Regions from separate parts of the Homo sapiens genome. Here region 2 is linked to region 1. Evidence: chromatin contacts called from ENCODE POLR2A ChIA-PET data. All regions are on one chromosome and are shown on one strand. Each heading gives the region's core, a stretch centred on a gene start or an enhancer-like site at or near the end of the contact. The rest is flanking DNA. Distances are from core to core; before and after follow the strand shown. Region 1 overlaps TP63 (tumor protein p63). Region 2 has its middle 81 kb from the start of MIR944.

What was found. ChIA-PET counts read pairs that join two places held with the same protein, here RNA polymerase II (POLR2A).
Region 2: POLR2A ChIA-PET joins it to region 1 with 25 read pairs in MCF 10A. The contact joins two enhancer-like sites. POLR2A ChIA-PET finds 5 or more read pairs at or near these places in 3 of 52 experiments (MCF 10A, activated CD4-positive, alpha-beta T cell and naive thymus-derived CD4-positive, alpha-beta T cell).

What each region holds. Positions count from the first base shown.
Region 1 is chr3:189,857,229-189,864,425 of GRCh38, reverse strand. TP63 (tumor protein p63) reads right to left here. Exons shown (of 14, transcript NM_003722.5): 5 at 8-194. Among named protein-coding and RNA genes, the nearest start is that of MIR944, 31 kb to the right of the region's middle. Within about 2 kb of position 1,250, at least 4 of the 41 ENCODE cell types and tissues checked have a DNase peak (open chromatin) inside an H3K27ac peak, as active enhancers do.
Region 2 is chr3:189,906,959-189,914,747 of GRCh38, reverse strand. No RefSeq gene overlaps it. Among named protein-coding and RNA genes, the nearest start is that of MIR944, 81 kb to the right of the region's middle. Within about 2 kb of position 5,932, at least 4 of the 41 ENCODE cell types and tissues checked have a DNase peak (open chromatin) inside an H3K27ac peak, as active enhancers do.

The sequences.
Region 1 (7,197 bases), core at 1-2,500:
TGCTTACCCTCGTTGAATTCACGGCTCAGCTCATGGTTGGGGCACCGCTTCACCACCTCCGTGACGTGCTCAGCTTTTTTGTAGACAGGCATGGCGCGGATAACAGCTCCCTGAGGAGGTGGGGTCATCACCTTGATCTGGATGGGGCATGTCTTTGCAATTTGGCAGTAGAGTTTCTTCAGTTCAGTGGAATACTGCTTAGAGTTGGGGCCAGTGGAGAAAGGAAGGAGAGAACCAACAGGAGATATTGTTACATTCCAAATCAGAACAATGAAAATCTGTCCACTTTTTAGAGCTGCATGCTGCCTGTTTACTACTGGCTACTATAGATGTGACGTATGTCAATGTTATTAGAGGAAGTTATATTAATATTTTGTGCTATCATAAATAAAACCCCATGTTTACAAAAGGTTTTATGTTTATCAAAACACATTTATGCCATTATTTCCTGTTATTTTCCTTTAGCATGAAGAAGCTGAGGCTCAGAGGGGTTTAAATGAATGAAACCACGAGTAGCTTCATAGATTACCAGAAGCTAAGTGAAAGAAGAGTATTGGCATGTACTGAGTGATATTAAACAACAACCACAAAGACAGATTTCTGCCTAGATTACAATTAATCCAGTCTTTAATATACTTTAGAGACACTCACAGGAATTAGGGTTCATGGGATTTTTTTTAAGATGGAATATCTGTTAGAGAGTGAAGAGATTTCGCCTGACGTCAGATCGCTTGAAACTGTAAAACAAGAACTCCCTTGAACGCCTGCACTTTCCTTCTGATGTCAAAGACTAGGAGAATGCAAGAGCTGAAAGGGGCTGTTTGGTCCTAAACTCCTGAAAACACCGGGCCTGATGTAGCACAGCTAATCATGGCACAGAAAGGATCTGGATGCAGATCTTCTCACTCACAAGTGAGTGAAATTTTTCCTTCTCCAGGGAGAGGAAGTTTAGTGGTGGTTAGTTGCTTGTAAGTTGGCAAAACGGGCTGGAGAAAGCCTGAGACCTAGAACCAGATAGAGATCCCATCCTGTGTTGCTTCCTCTTCCCACTTCTGAAGCAGAAGAGAACCTTCATTCTAATCCTTACACTATAGTAAACCTTATCATCCCTGTGCTCTGGGTCAAAGCCCTATCTCTACATTCCTAGCCACTCAGGCACTTTGCTCAGGCAAACCACCCAGGCACTGGAATTGCTGGCCAAGAGTGGGGCACCTAGTAACATGTATCCAAACAAAGGATAAACACACACACAGGTTGCAATCGTAAGTTGGCCCCAACATCCTCCCAGAGGAAAGATGGTGGGGGGGCAGAGCCATAGTGGCAATCGGATTCGTTACTGATATGTCCCACCCTAACTCTCACTAATGGCAAGTATCTTAACAAAAATCACACATTTAAAATGTTGCTTTATTTCTTCATTTTAAAATATAGTATTTGTTTAAATGACCTTTCCTTTTCTTCCAAGTATTCCAGCACACAAAATTTTTAGTTAGAAGTTTCCCAATGCTAGAAAAGTATTGCAAAATCAGTCCTCCATGTCCGCAGGCCATGGATTAGACGCAGCAAAAGGGTTTTATATAGCTTGAAGAAATAGGAAACATGCCAAACTTCAACCACAAAAATAAAATTCTACTTGGGAAACACTGAATGAAATCTAGATGGGTATTTTTGCTCTAGTGCTTTTAACTAAAGACTTACACAGAACTTGTTTTATGACATGTTAAGAACTTCCTTTTATTGAGAACTTGAAGAAAATAAGCATATCCATTCGTGTTTTCGTTAGGAGGTATATAACGCATAATCTAACCATGAATTTCGTAAGATGACCCTTAGGAAAGATGACTGAAAAATAAGTCTGTCAACTAATACCTAAAGGCAAATAAGGTATCCTTCCAAGTATGTAAAGATTGCAGAAATGAAGGTTAAGTGTTCAGCGTAGAAGTTTCTTAAGGAAAACATTCCATTTTAATAACTGATATACTATAAATCAAGCTCGAGAGAGTACAGTATAAAAGCATTAAGAATAAAATTAAGGATCGTCAAGTGCTAATTCTTGTTCATTCTCGGGGATGGGGGTGGGAATCTAATTTTTAAGCTTAATTAATGATAAATAATAATAGCTTCATCGTTTACTGAGTTCTGCCTTAAGAAATTTTATCCTGATACAACCCTAAGAGGAAGGTATTACAAGCATACTGTCTCTTATCTGAAACCACAGGGGCCAGAATTTTCAGAATCCAGAATTGTTTAGATTTTAGAAAAATAGTAGTTTGCATAACATATGAATGTATCCAGCAGAATTTAGGGTAGCACCATAAGATCAAACATTATTTCTGCAGAATTCATAAATATTCACACTAACTGATAAATGACTACGAAACCTGGGTTTCACCATCAAATGAGTGTGCCACAAACTTAAGAAATCAAAATAAAACTGAACCAACTTCTGATTTTCAGAGCTCTTGGAACTTCAGAATTGTAGATAACAGATAATTGACTTGAATTATCATCCCTATTTTATAAATAAGAAAATAAATGTACAGAAAGGACTTGCCCAAGAACCTGCTTAGTAACTGGTATATGAGTCTATCCTAGTCCTGTAATAACAGTTTCTTATGTCTCTGTTCTCTTAACTCAGCCATGCAAATGTTTACCTTTTTCTAGTTTCCAACATTGTGGTTCTTTTCTGAATCAATTACAATGCTTACCGACTCTTCTCCAAGCATTAAAATGGAGCTCAAAAGTGGTCTATTTAACATAGTTTTATTAATTTCTCAGTATATTGCTTACTCATTTAATGGTAGGGAGAGGCAGCAAGTGATAGAGTTGAAAAAACTTTGGGCTAGGTGGAAGACAGCCTGGACGATTACACCAGCTGCTTCTGGGAATTCAAGGATACAGTCTTGCTCTTTAACATGGTTTATTGAGGACTTTATGAGGCCCTCTGTATTATGGCCTTATCTATCTCTAATTCCCCCTACCCCTCCACCCCCACCCACACACATTTCTCACCCCATGTTCTACCCATACAAACGTTTTAATGCTTCAAACACACCATAGGATCATCACCCAAAATTCAAAATGCTATTCCCTGAAATCATGTCCTTTGCAGCAACATGGATTGAGCTGAAGGCCATTATCCTAAGTGAAACAACTCAGAAAAAGAAAATCAAGTATCATGTGTCCTCACTTATATGTGGGAGATAAGTAGTGAAGACACATGTGGTCGGGCACAGTGGCTCATGCCTGTAATCCCAGCACTTTGGGAGGCCGAGGCAGGCAGGAGCTCAAGACATGCCTGGCCAACATGGAGAAATCCAGTCTCTACTAAACATACGAAAAAAAACCACAAAAACCCCAAAAGGATACACATGGACATAAAGATGGAAATAATGGACACTGAGGACTCCAAAAATGAGGAAGGTAGGAGGGGATGCGGGTTAAAAAATACCTATTGGGTACAATGTTCACTGTTTGGGTGACAGGTACACTAGAAACCCAAACCTCACCATTATACAATATATTCATGTAACAATACTGAACATGTACCTACTGAATCTGAAACCTAAAAAAATTAAAAGCAACAAGCAAGCAACAACAACTACAACAACAAAAGTGATATTCCCAGTGTGGTACACTTCTCTTTTTCCTCTGCTCTCCACGTCATGCCAGGACAATTCAGATATCACTTTTCAGCTAGTACTGTATCTGTACTGCAAACCATATTTTCCAATTTTAGTGGTGAGGGCTTCATATTTGACTAAATCAAAATATCTGACCACAGCCAAGATGCATTATGTTTATTGCTTTTGGTTCAACTACCAGTCCTGCAATTCAGCAACTAGAGGCGCTGAAGTGGTCTGGCACAATCGCTTTTTTTTCTTTTTACAAAGCCAAATCTCTGCTATTCTGTTTACTTCATTGTTTGCAAATCTGTTCCATGATGACCTTTATTTTTTTTACCCAGTACTAAGTTCAGTCTCCCTGGTCTATGTGTATAAACAAGTCCTTAGACTTGCCCACTTCCGTATCCCTTACAAAATAGCACCATCATCTCCAATTTTCCCGGCTTCTGCAAGATTGGAACATGGGAATCTGATTTACAGCAAGATTTTAAAATACCCTGATGATTCAAGTCAGCAGAAATTGTAAATTTGAACACACATGGCTTATTTTACTATCTTTCTTTCTCTGTGGAATTTAAAAAATTCACGTCTAAATTGCTCCTCAACATTGACTTGAGATTCTTTTCATTCTAAGGCCTAATTTATTCTTTTTTGTATGGGGGTTTTGTTTTATGTGGTATACTTTTCCGCAAAGTATACCAGTTTTTAAGTGCAAAAGCTGATGGCTTGACAAATGTACACCGTTGTGCAACTACTACTACAATCAAGATATAGAATATTTCCATTCCTGTTCCAATTATCTTTTGCTTCTTTGCAGTTCATCCCCTCCCTAGCTCCTGGCCTCAACAATCATGTACCTGTTTCCTCCACTAGTTTTACCTTTCCAGAATTTTATGTAAATGGAAAAATATAGTATATAATCTTATGTGATAAGGCTTTTGAGATTTATCTGTGGTTTTTGCACGTATCAGCATTCCATTGTATTTTTGAATAGCACTTCATTATTTGTCAACTCACCAATTATTTCCATTTTTTTCTATTGTGTATAAAACTATTATGAACGTTCATGTACAAATTTTTGTGAGGATGTACATTTCCATTTTTCTTGAATACCTAGGAATATGATTGCTGGGTAAGTGTATGCTTACTAACAAACTCCCAAATAGTTTTACAAAGTGGTTGTGCCATTTTACATTGTCACTTGCAATATATGAGGACTTCATATCCTTGTCAGCATTTGGTATTGTCAGCTGTTATTTTAATTGATGTCATTCTGGTATGTATGCAGATCTCATTGTGGTTTAAATTAACATTCCTCTGATGATTAATAATGTTTAACATCTTTTCATGTACTTATTTCATTCATATTTATATATAATAAAAATAAAAACAAACTTATGTAATTCTATACAACTATTTGATATTTTTTGAAGCATCTGTTCAAATATTTTGTACCTTTTGAGTTAAAAAAATTGTAATACAGACTGTGTTCTCCCCCTTTGTAACACAGAAATTTCACTTTTTAGGTTTTATTTTATGATTGATACAAAAGAATTGTACATATTTATAGGTAAAATGTGATGTTTTGATACATGTCTATATTGTATAATGATCAAATTAGGATATGTAGTATATCCATCGCCTTAAACATTTATCATTTCTTTGTAGTAAGAACATTCAAAATCCTCCCTTCTAGCTATTTTGAAATATGCAATACATTACTGTTAACTATAGTCATCCTACTGTGCAATAGAACAGAACTTATTCCTTCTGTCTAACTGTAATATTGTACCCATTGACCCATCTTTTCCCCATTTCCCCTCACCCCGTGTCCCCTTCTCAGCCTCTGGTAACCCCTATTCTACTCTCAACTTCTATGAGATTAACATTTTTAGATTCCATTTGAGTGAGATCTTGTGGTTACATCTTTCTGTGCCTGGCTTATTTCACTTAATATAATGTCCTCAGATTTATCCATGTTGTTGCAAATGACAGGATCAGGATTTCTTTTTTTATTTTTTGAGACAGGTTCTTGCTCTGTCACTCAGGCTGCAGTACAGTGGCACCATCACGGCTCACTGCATCCTCGACCTCCCAGACTCAAGCAATTCTCCCATTTCAGCCTCCTGAGTAGCTAGGGCTACAGGTGCGCACTACTATGCCCAGCTAATTTTGGTGTATGTTTTTTGTAGAGATGGGGTCTCACTATTTTGCCCAAGCTTGTCTCAAACTCTTAGGCTTAAGTGATCCTCCTGTCTCAGCCTCCCAAAGTACTGGGATTACAGGCATGAGCCACTATGCCCAACCTCAGGATTTCATTATGTTTTTCTGACTGAATAGTATTCTACTGTGCATATACACAACATTTTCTTTTTTTTTTTTTTTTTTTTTTTTTTGAGACGGAGTCTCGCTGTCGCCCAGGCTGGAGTGCAGTGGCGCAATCTCGGCTCACTGCAGGCTCCGCCCCCTGGGGTTCACGCCATTCTCCTGCCTCAGCCTCCCGAGTAGCTGGGACTACAGGCGCCCGCCACCTCGCCCGGCTAATTTTTTGTATTTTTAGTAGAGACGGGGTTTCACCGTGTTAGCCAGGATGGTCTCGATCTCCTGACCTCGTGATCCGCCCGCCTCGGCCTCCCAAAGTGCTGGGATTACAGGCGTGAGCCACCGCGCCCGGCCTATACACAACATTTTCTTATCCATTTATCCTTTGATGGACACTTAGGTTGATTGCATATCTTGGCTATTGCAAATAGTGCTGCAATAAACAGGAGTGAAGATATCCCTCTGACATACTGATTTTATTCCCTTTGGATAAATGCCTAGTAGTGAGATTGCTGGATCACATGGTAGTTATATTTTTAATTTTTCAAGGAACTTCTATACTATTTTCCATAATGGCTGTACTAATTTACATTCCCACTGAAAGTATGTAAAGGTTCTCTTCTCTCCACATCCTCGCTAACAGTTATCTTGTTGTTAATAGCCATTCTAAATGAAGTAGTATTTCATTGTAGTTTGATTTGCATTTCCCTGATTAGTGATATTGGGCATTTTTCATATGCTTATCCTATTTTGACAAATATCCATTCCGGTCTTTTGGCCATTTTTTAATTGGGTTATTTTGGCGATTTGGGGTAATTTGTCAGTTAGGTTGCTTTTGTTTTTAATGTGAGTTTTAGGAGTCCCTTATGTATTTTGGCTACAAGTCTTTTATCAGATATACATTTAAAAATATACTTTCTCCCAGCCTGTAGCTTGGCTTTTTTCCTGCTTTCCCAAAATACTTAATTATCAATATTTTCCCTTGAAAGCTCTTGCTTTTTATATCCTAAGAAATCTTGGCCTGACATTAGGAGGATTTTCTATGTTTTCTTCAAGTAGATTTATTGTCTTAGCTCTTCCATTTAGAACTATATTTTCAGTCAATTGTTGTATATGGTGTGAGTTAAGGGTTTATAATTCTTCTCTTTTTAACAGATATCCAATTGTTCTAACACCATTTGTTGAAAAGATTACCTGCATATTTTCCCTTGTTGAGCTGCCTTGGACTCTTTATTGAAAATCAATTGGT
Region 2 (7,789 bases), core at 4,683-7,182, 46 kb before region 1:
ACTTCCCAATTTAAGTGGATTTCAGACCTGAAATTTAATAGGTACAAAGTTAGTGTACACATGCAATATTGAAGAGAAAATTTGGCTATAAACAGCAAAAAAATTATCTAGTAAACAGTAAATCACGAATTGAATATTTTATCATTTCAAAAAAAACCACTAAACATTTTTCTAAGTAGCATGCTATTACATCAACTTTCTCAATATTTTAGTCAATGTTTCTTCAGCAAACATTTATTGATTGTCTACTATATGCTAGATTCTCTGCTAGCCTCCAGAGACAGTGATGAGCAAAATACAGGCACCACTTTTAATATTTTGAAGATTATAATCTAGTGAGATTCATCAGACATTTATCAAATAATCATACTTATGAAAGAATAATTCCAAATTTAAAAAAATGCTCTGAAAGAAAGAAGCACAATTCTATCAGAGGCAATAATGAAGGGACTGTAAATAAACACCTTCATTCTTTTTTGACCTCAGAAGTGGGTGGCATACAGAAACTTGTTACCACAAGCTGCTTGGTGCTGTGGAGACAACAGGAGTCTTAGAATTAGACTCTTGTCAAGATGATTAGAGCTTTTCCATGATGTCCTGCAAGGTCAGAGATGGCTAAGAGATTCCTGAAGTTAGGTTTGTCCTAGTCCTACCTGGACTAGCCCTTTACTTGTCCTTTGCTTTCCTCCAACCCACCTCTACAGTGCTGCCAAATAGACAGTTTTAATACTCAGCTGGTAGAGTGCCTCAGATCTTCCCAACACCATCTGAAGTTTCTTCTTTACACAGTTGCATTTCTCTCCTTCATATTCATTTAAAATCAAGTTCTAAGTCCTGACAAACAAGTTTCCATAATCTTACCAGACTCCAGCCAGTCTTACCAGATTTGCTTTATCTGTCTTCTCCACACTTCTGTACCCCAAGTTACAGACTCAGTTAATATTTTCTAGCAGAATTATTTACTTCCCTGAAACAGGCATGTGCTATTTCCTTTTACTGGGAAGCATTCCCTCTCTTCTTTGCCTGGGAAGTCCCAATCCTGACTTCCTCACTGAGGCTCTCTCCTAATCCCTAAGGTAGAGTTAGTTGCTTCCTTCTTGGTATTTCCTCAGCATTTTGGACGGGCAGCAGTTACAGCTCTCATCACTTTGTACTGTAACCATTTGCTTTTGTGTTATTTCATAAGTTAGAATGTCAACTTTCAGAAGATGAGGACTAGGTCTGATATACTTCTGTAATCTTATTTTGGTTCTTCCCAGGAGGATAACTAATACCATGCTTTGCATATATTAGTAGATGGTTGTTTAAGGAAAGAAGAGGCCTACAGGTCCTTGATGTCATGCCTTTTTTATTTCTAACTAAATAATGAGCCTTAGAGCCTAGTGTGGTGGCACACACCTGTAATCTCAGCTACTCAGTAGGCTAAGGCGGGAGGATTGCTTGAGCTTAAGAGTTTGAGGTTACAGTAAGCCATGATCATGCCATTGCATTCCAGCCTGGGCCACAGAGAACAAGACCCTGTCAAAAACAAAAATTAAAAAAAAAATGAAATAAATAAATAATGACCGTGATATATTTTTAAAGAATGTATGAATGAAATAAAGAGCTCAGGTGGTTCTTAAAACTAAAATTTGAGGACCAAATTAGAGAGCTCTTTGATACTTAGGGGAAAGAATAGTCCCTAGCTCATATGGTAGCTATGTGTTAATTATAAAATGCTGTCCTTTTCTCAAGACCCTTTACTTCAGTTGTTGTCCTAAATATACAAGGCTATGATAGCTACAGTAAAAGTTATAACTTTGGAATGTTGTGCCTGTGTGCACTTCTCAACCTGAATGACTATAAGTGTCTTTCAGAAAGATAATATGCTCTCTATTATTAAAAAAGCACCATATTGCTGCTTTAAAAGGAAAAATAAACTTACAAGTTGAGCTGCAAATGGACACCATTGTCATTATCATGATTAACAACAAATGACTACTGAATACCTAGAACATGTAGGCAGGGAGGTGAAACTTAAGGAAGACAAGACAAAAGAATTTATTTCTTTTTCAACTGAACTTCTAGCACATATTATTTCTTTTCCCTTATGGTTTAACCCTACCTACTTTGAACTTTTGAATTATTTCACTCATTCTGCTTTTCTCAAGCAGAATTGTCTAGGCATGAATGTTACCATTAAACCTAATTTTACACCAAAGGGTTCTCTTTGGTGTTGGTTTATGCACAACAAGACCAATGGAGATGGGCAAGAGAAAGAAGTCTAAGTTGACTACCAAGTTAATGGATTAGGTAGATGAGAAGTATACATTTATGCTAATTACTAAAGTAAATGTTGCTGGATGACATTTTAAACCCATAATCATTTTTTCCCAGTAATTTATCTATATGTTCCCATACTGCTTAATCAAAGTAGTGGTTGATCAGGAATTATTGCTTTAAAAAAGAGAAATTTTCAAAGTACAGTTACAAAATTACTTGCTAGTGTTTTTCTGGAGTTTGGTTATAAATATTTAAGGTTAGCTTAAATAATTTAGGCAGAAAAAATATATTTGAAAGATGAGAGTTGGCTTCCTCCAGACCATAAAAGCTTTCCTCACTTGGAAAGACAGAGTTATGATGCAGAGATGAGAAGATAGGTATTGGTAGATACTGGAGAGAAGAGTCTTGCTTCTTTTTTCAAGAACAGAGCCTTAAGAAAGTAGCAAGACTTTAATATGTCCATATTGCATGTAAGCCTAGGCAGGAAGAGCCCAAAACAGCACCAGAGAGATTCCCATGCTTCTAAGCCTGACATAGAGCTGCAGGCCTTGAATGGCCATGGCGATGAGAGAAAGAAGCCTTCCAGAAATGACACTAGTGGATTAATGACTAAGGAGCTGATGGGATTATGGAATCCTTAGTGTATGTCTGAGTGGACAGATGGCTGAGTGGACAGTTGGCTGAGTGGATCTGAGGCGCCCTACCAGAACTTAAAAAGGAAGAAAGCCTGAACTGACCTAGAAGCTTTTTATTTTTTACCACATTGGTGCAAAAAAAAAAAAAGAAATAGAAATTAAGTCAATATTTAATAAAAATAAAGAAAGGTAAATTTCTTGCACATTTACGTTTGTGGAGTGAGGTTCATATACGTTACAAAAGGAAAAAAAGAGTAGGTGTGCTGGGGGTGGAAAGCAGTGTGAACTCAGCATGAATGAACCATGATGAGTTTGAATTATCTATGGGAAAGTCAAGTGCTACATGCAGAGTTTCTAGAATACGAAGATTTGTAAGACATAATCACTATCTTTTAGAAGTTTACAGATGGCCTATAAGGATGTATTCTTTAAAAGATCAGTGATAATCCCAGAGATGATGTGCTAACTCTAACAACTGCAGAAGTAGTTCAGATGAGAGAATGATCATTGAGGTTTTCTAGTGAGGAAAGGCCCCACATAGAGATGAGACTTGAACTTGGCCTTGAGAGAAATATAACACTTAAGCAAATAAAATAAATCAGCAGTTATGTGGTAACAAAATTATGCATGGTATGTTTGAGGGACAGTGAAGCCTGGTTGTGTCAGGGCAGGTGGTTCTCTTATGTTAGAACATAGGTAAGGCACGTTGGAGTGCTCTACCTGGTTCAGGGAAGAGGAAGTATGGAATACTCAGCTACAGAGTTGAGCTTTAATTTGAAATCAAAAGGCAGCCATCAGAGGTGTGTGAATGGAGGGAGTTTCTGTGAAACAGGATATTTCAAAAAAATAAATTCCCTACAGTATGTAATTTTGCTTCTAGCAAATCAGGCACAGTTATATAAGATCATCCTAAAACAGTTATTCCAATGAGAGAGACTATTCCACTAAAAGGCAGAAAAATTAAAGTTACAGACTAAAGGTAAAGAATACCCGGATGGTGCATTTGTAACCTTATGTTTATATTAGAGATGGCTTATGTGGACTTGATTTGCAACTATTAGAGAAAATTACTCTTATTGTCTGAATGACAATACTGACACATGAATGAACCAGTAACCTATGTTTACTATTAGTTTGGTTTGCTCACTGAGCTTGAGGATTCTGTGAGCTCCAGGTCTGTTCCTCGAAAGTGGTTTGCACAGATGCTCCCATGCCCTGTGGCAGCATATAGTCAAAAGTGTACTCTTTACAAACATAACCAGGTTTGTTCCTCTCTACTCAGAATCCTCCAATAATTTTCTATCAGTCAGGTTAAATGAAATTTCCACTGTTTACCTTGGGTTACTTGACTCTATGTGATCTAGTCTGTTCTCTGCCACTGTCCCTGATTTTGTCTCCTAATACTCTTGGCCTGCCTCACAAAACTGCAGTCATACAGGGCTTCTTCCTATTTCTTTAACATTACAAATATATTCCCTCCCAGGGTCTTTGCTTTCATTGTTATCTTTTCCTGGAACTCTACTCCTAAGATATCTTATCCTTTCCACTTATTCAGGTGTCTGCTGTTCTACCCAGAGAGGAATTCCTGGACTTCATATCTAATCATTGATATCCTGAATTTCATCTCTAATCATAGCCTCCATCTTTCACTCTACCACTCATTCTGTGTTTTGTTTTTTGCCTTGCTTCAGTTTTTTTTATTGTGCTAATCAGTAACTGACATTGCATTAAATACTTATTTGTGTGCTTATTGTTTATGTCCCTTGCTAGAATATAAACTCTGTGAGGCCAGGGTCTTTAACTAAACCCTCTGTAATTCCTGTCCTCGAAGAGGCTCTGACACATAGAAGGTACTTGATAAATATTTGTTGTATAAATGAATAAATAAAGAACATTATTATTATTCTTATCATTGTTCATAACAAGTATTTACTGAGACTTCGTCATGTGCCATGACTGGGTTATTAAAGGTTGTACTTGCTTATTTCATTCCTTTCTCACAGGCACTGACCTACCTGCTGAATCATAGACAGGTGAAGCAACTTCAGCAAAGTCACTCAGCTAAAATATGGATGAGTCAAAATTTAAACCTGGAACTGTTGAACTCCAGTGATCTTGCAATGCCATATAGTATATGTAAAACCACCATGCTGTATCATAGAGTATATATGAAAGCATTAGTGCGATGTCTGTAAATTAGTAAATGAAGGTAACTCTCTTAAATATAGATCCCCTTGTTAATATTAATTTAAAAAATTGGGAAATGTAGCTGATAGGATGCTATTGGATTAAGGTTTAGATATTCTAAGATCACGTTTTTCTAGATAATTTTTTTTTCTTAAGTATGTTCCCTGGGCTTTGGTATGTTTCACTTCCAACAGCCAGCAATTGTGATGGTTCTTTTTCGATGACTGCCCCTGGGATTTTTGGAACACACAGGAAACTGAGAGTTCCTAAGAGTTTATATGTCCCTGGGAGAGCCCTTTACCAATGATCGGTAGGTACAGGATTATGACATCCCAAGTTTCCCAGCCTCAGGTTGAGACTATTTTGGGAAACTTGACATTTCATAGTTCAGTGTCAAGTTCAGGCTGAAGCTATTGTCTCCCACCTTGCTTGACACTGTATTCTTGCTTGTGTGGCTTCTTCCTCTCTCCTGTCCTGTTTCTGTCACTATTTTTTCATGGAGAACTTTGTTATTAAATAACTTGTACATTATGAATTTTTTTCTGGGTCCGATGGTAAGCAATCTAACCTTAATTAGTAAATCATCCAGTTCGTGTGATTGCCAATGAGAGTACTATGGCCACACCTTAATTTACTCTTCATGGGCATCCATGCCTTTCTTTCCATTCATGGTCTTTCCAGACTTGCAAATGTAAGATTCATACTCACTGGAGCCAAGTGTTAGGGGAGACTTACTGTAAAGAAATAGCATTTGTAGGAAAATCACCTTGGGTGTGTATAGATCCTGGTTCTTTGCATTGTGAAGCTCAAGCATAGATTTGCCCTAACTCACTTCCTCCCCACATTCCTGGCTGATAGACAAAGGCAGGGAGGAAGGAGGAGCTGAGTCACTGAAGCTTAATTCACTTTTCTGTTTCTTAGCCCCTAGAGCTTGGTTTAATTGAAGGTGGTTTCAGTAGGATTAACTTTGCTCCAAAAAGTGTGCTTTTGGCTATATTGGAGCAGCATGACTATTTAATGTCTTTGAAGAACGTAGGTATTTGCTAACTTTGATGGGACTACCTCTCTAAGTGGGCCCACAGAAGTCATCTTCCCCTGTATCTTCTCTGTATCTTTGTGTTGAAAATCTAGAAACAGCAGTGTATGGGTGCAGTGGCACAAGCTAATGGCATCAGATGACCAAGGTAGGCACTCTTTCTAGAGACCCCAGTGGAATTCCCAAACACTAAGAGGTTTAGAGAAAAACAAACTGGCCTCTGTATTTTATAGGACCTGAACAGTGAAGGCAGGTTGCACTCTTCACCTAATATTCTAGGGAACAAATTTCACTCTCAGGATCCTCCTAGTGTGCTCTTGCTTGGCTGAAGCTAAACTGGAGCATGCTTTGTGCAAGAAAATTAAAGAAACATGTAGGAGTGTTATTACCATGGCATGCCAGGAAGAGTATTGCACAGGGTGTGAAGAAGAGACATGAGAAGTCACTGGAGGTCAATCACTGACTTTGCGACCTTAGGAAAATAACTCAAATTATCTGAGTAACGGCATCCCCATCTGTAGAGAAAAGCAGTCACTATGAGTTCGCTGTGGTCAGCATTCTGCAACTTCATTCTTCTCTCGTAGTATCCAGTGTTTCTGTGGACAATGAATGGTCCCTGTATCAGCTAGCCACAAAACAGAAAACTAGGAAACTCACAATTTGCTGTTCACCCCAAGGCATTGGAGCCTTCCTGCTTCTCCCACATGTCTTCGTGTAAAACCTGCAAGTTACTCCAGGGGTAATTGAGCAATTGTCTAAATATTATGAGGGGTGGCTAGCCACACTAGCGAGTTTTAGATGTTTAGCTGAGTTGTAGAGTACCAAGAAAACAGAGTTTTTCTAAAATTCTGTAAACCTTTCTGGGGCAAAAATCCCCAAAGTAGGTACAGTGGCCTGTCTTTCCTGACTTTTGGTCATATGTAAAGCTGTGAGTCCCCATTCATGTTCCTAGCTTAGCGAAGAGGTCTGTTGACTTAACCGTCACATTGCCATGTCGTTATGGCTTTGCCCGTGATATTCATTCTACAAGATAGTCCAAATGCTTCTTCTCCTCTGATATTTCTCCAGATTTCTCTGATCAAAAACATCTTTTCTTCCGCTGGGATTCTCCCGAGTAGTTCATACTGCAGTCTCACTTGGAAACACTTTATACATGTTTGTTTATGAATCCTTACCTTCTCCCAAACTCTAAACCATGCTCACAGGAAGGGCAAGGGCTATAAGTCTTACATCTGTCTTGCTCCAAAGAATAATTCATGGAGACTGGTACCACTAAAAATTATGGACTTCCAAGCTCAGTAGTATTGGCATATGTTTTAGTCAATCATTTTAGAAGGTACAGCACGATGCAAAGGGGAGAGCAAAACTTTGAAGTAAAAAAAAAAAAAAAAGCATTTCAATCCTGCTGCTTCTACTTAATCTCCGCGTGGCCTTAGGTAATTTGTTTCAAATATTTGAATTTCTGTTTTTTCATCTGTGTGACAGTCAATTTTAGATGTCGACTTGAATGGGCCCAGATAGCTAGAAAAACATTTCTGATTGTGTCTGTGAGGATGTTTCTGGAAGAGATTAGCATTGGAATCAGTAGACTGAGTAAAGAAGATCATCTTCACCAATGTGGGTGGCATCCCTTGAGGGCCTGAAGAGAGCCAAAGGTGGAGGAGGGACA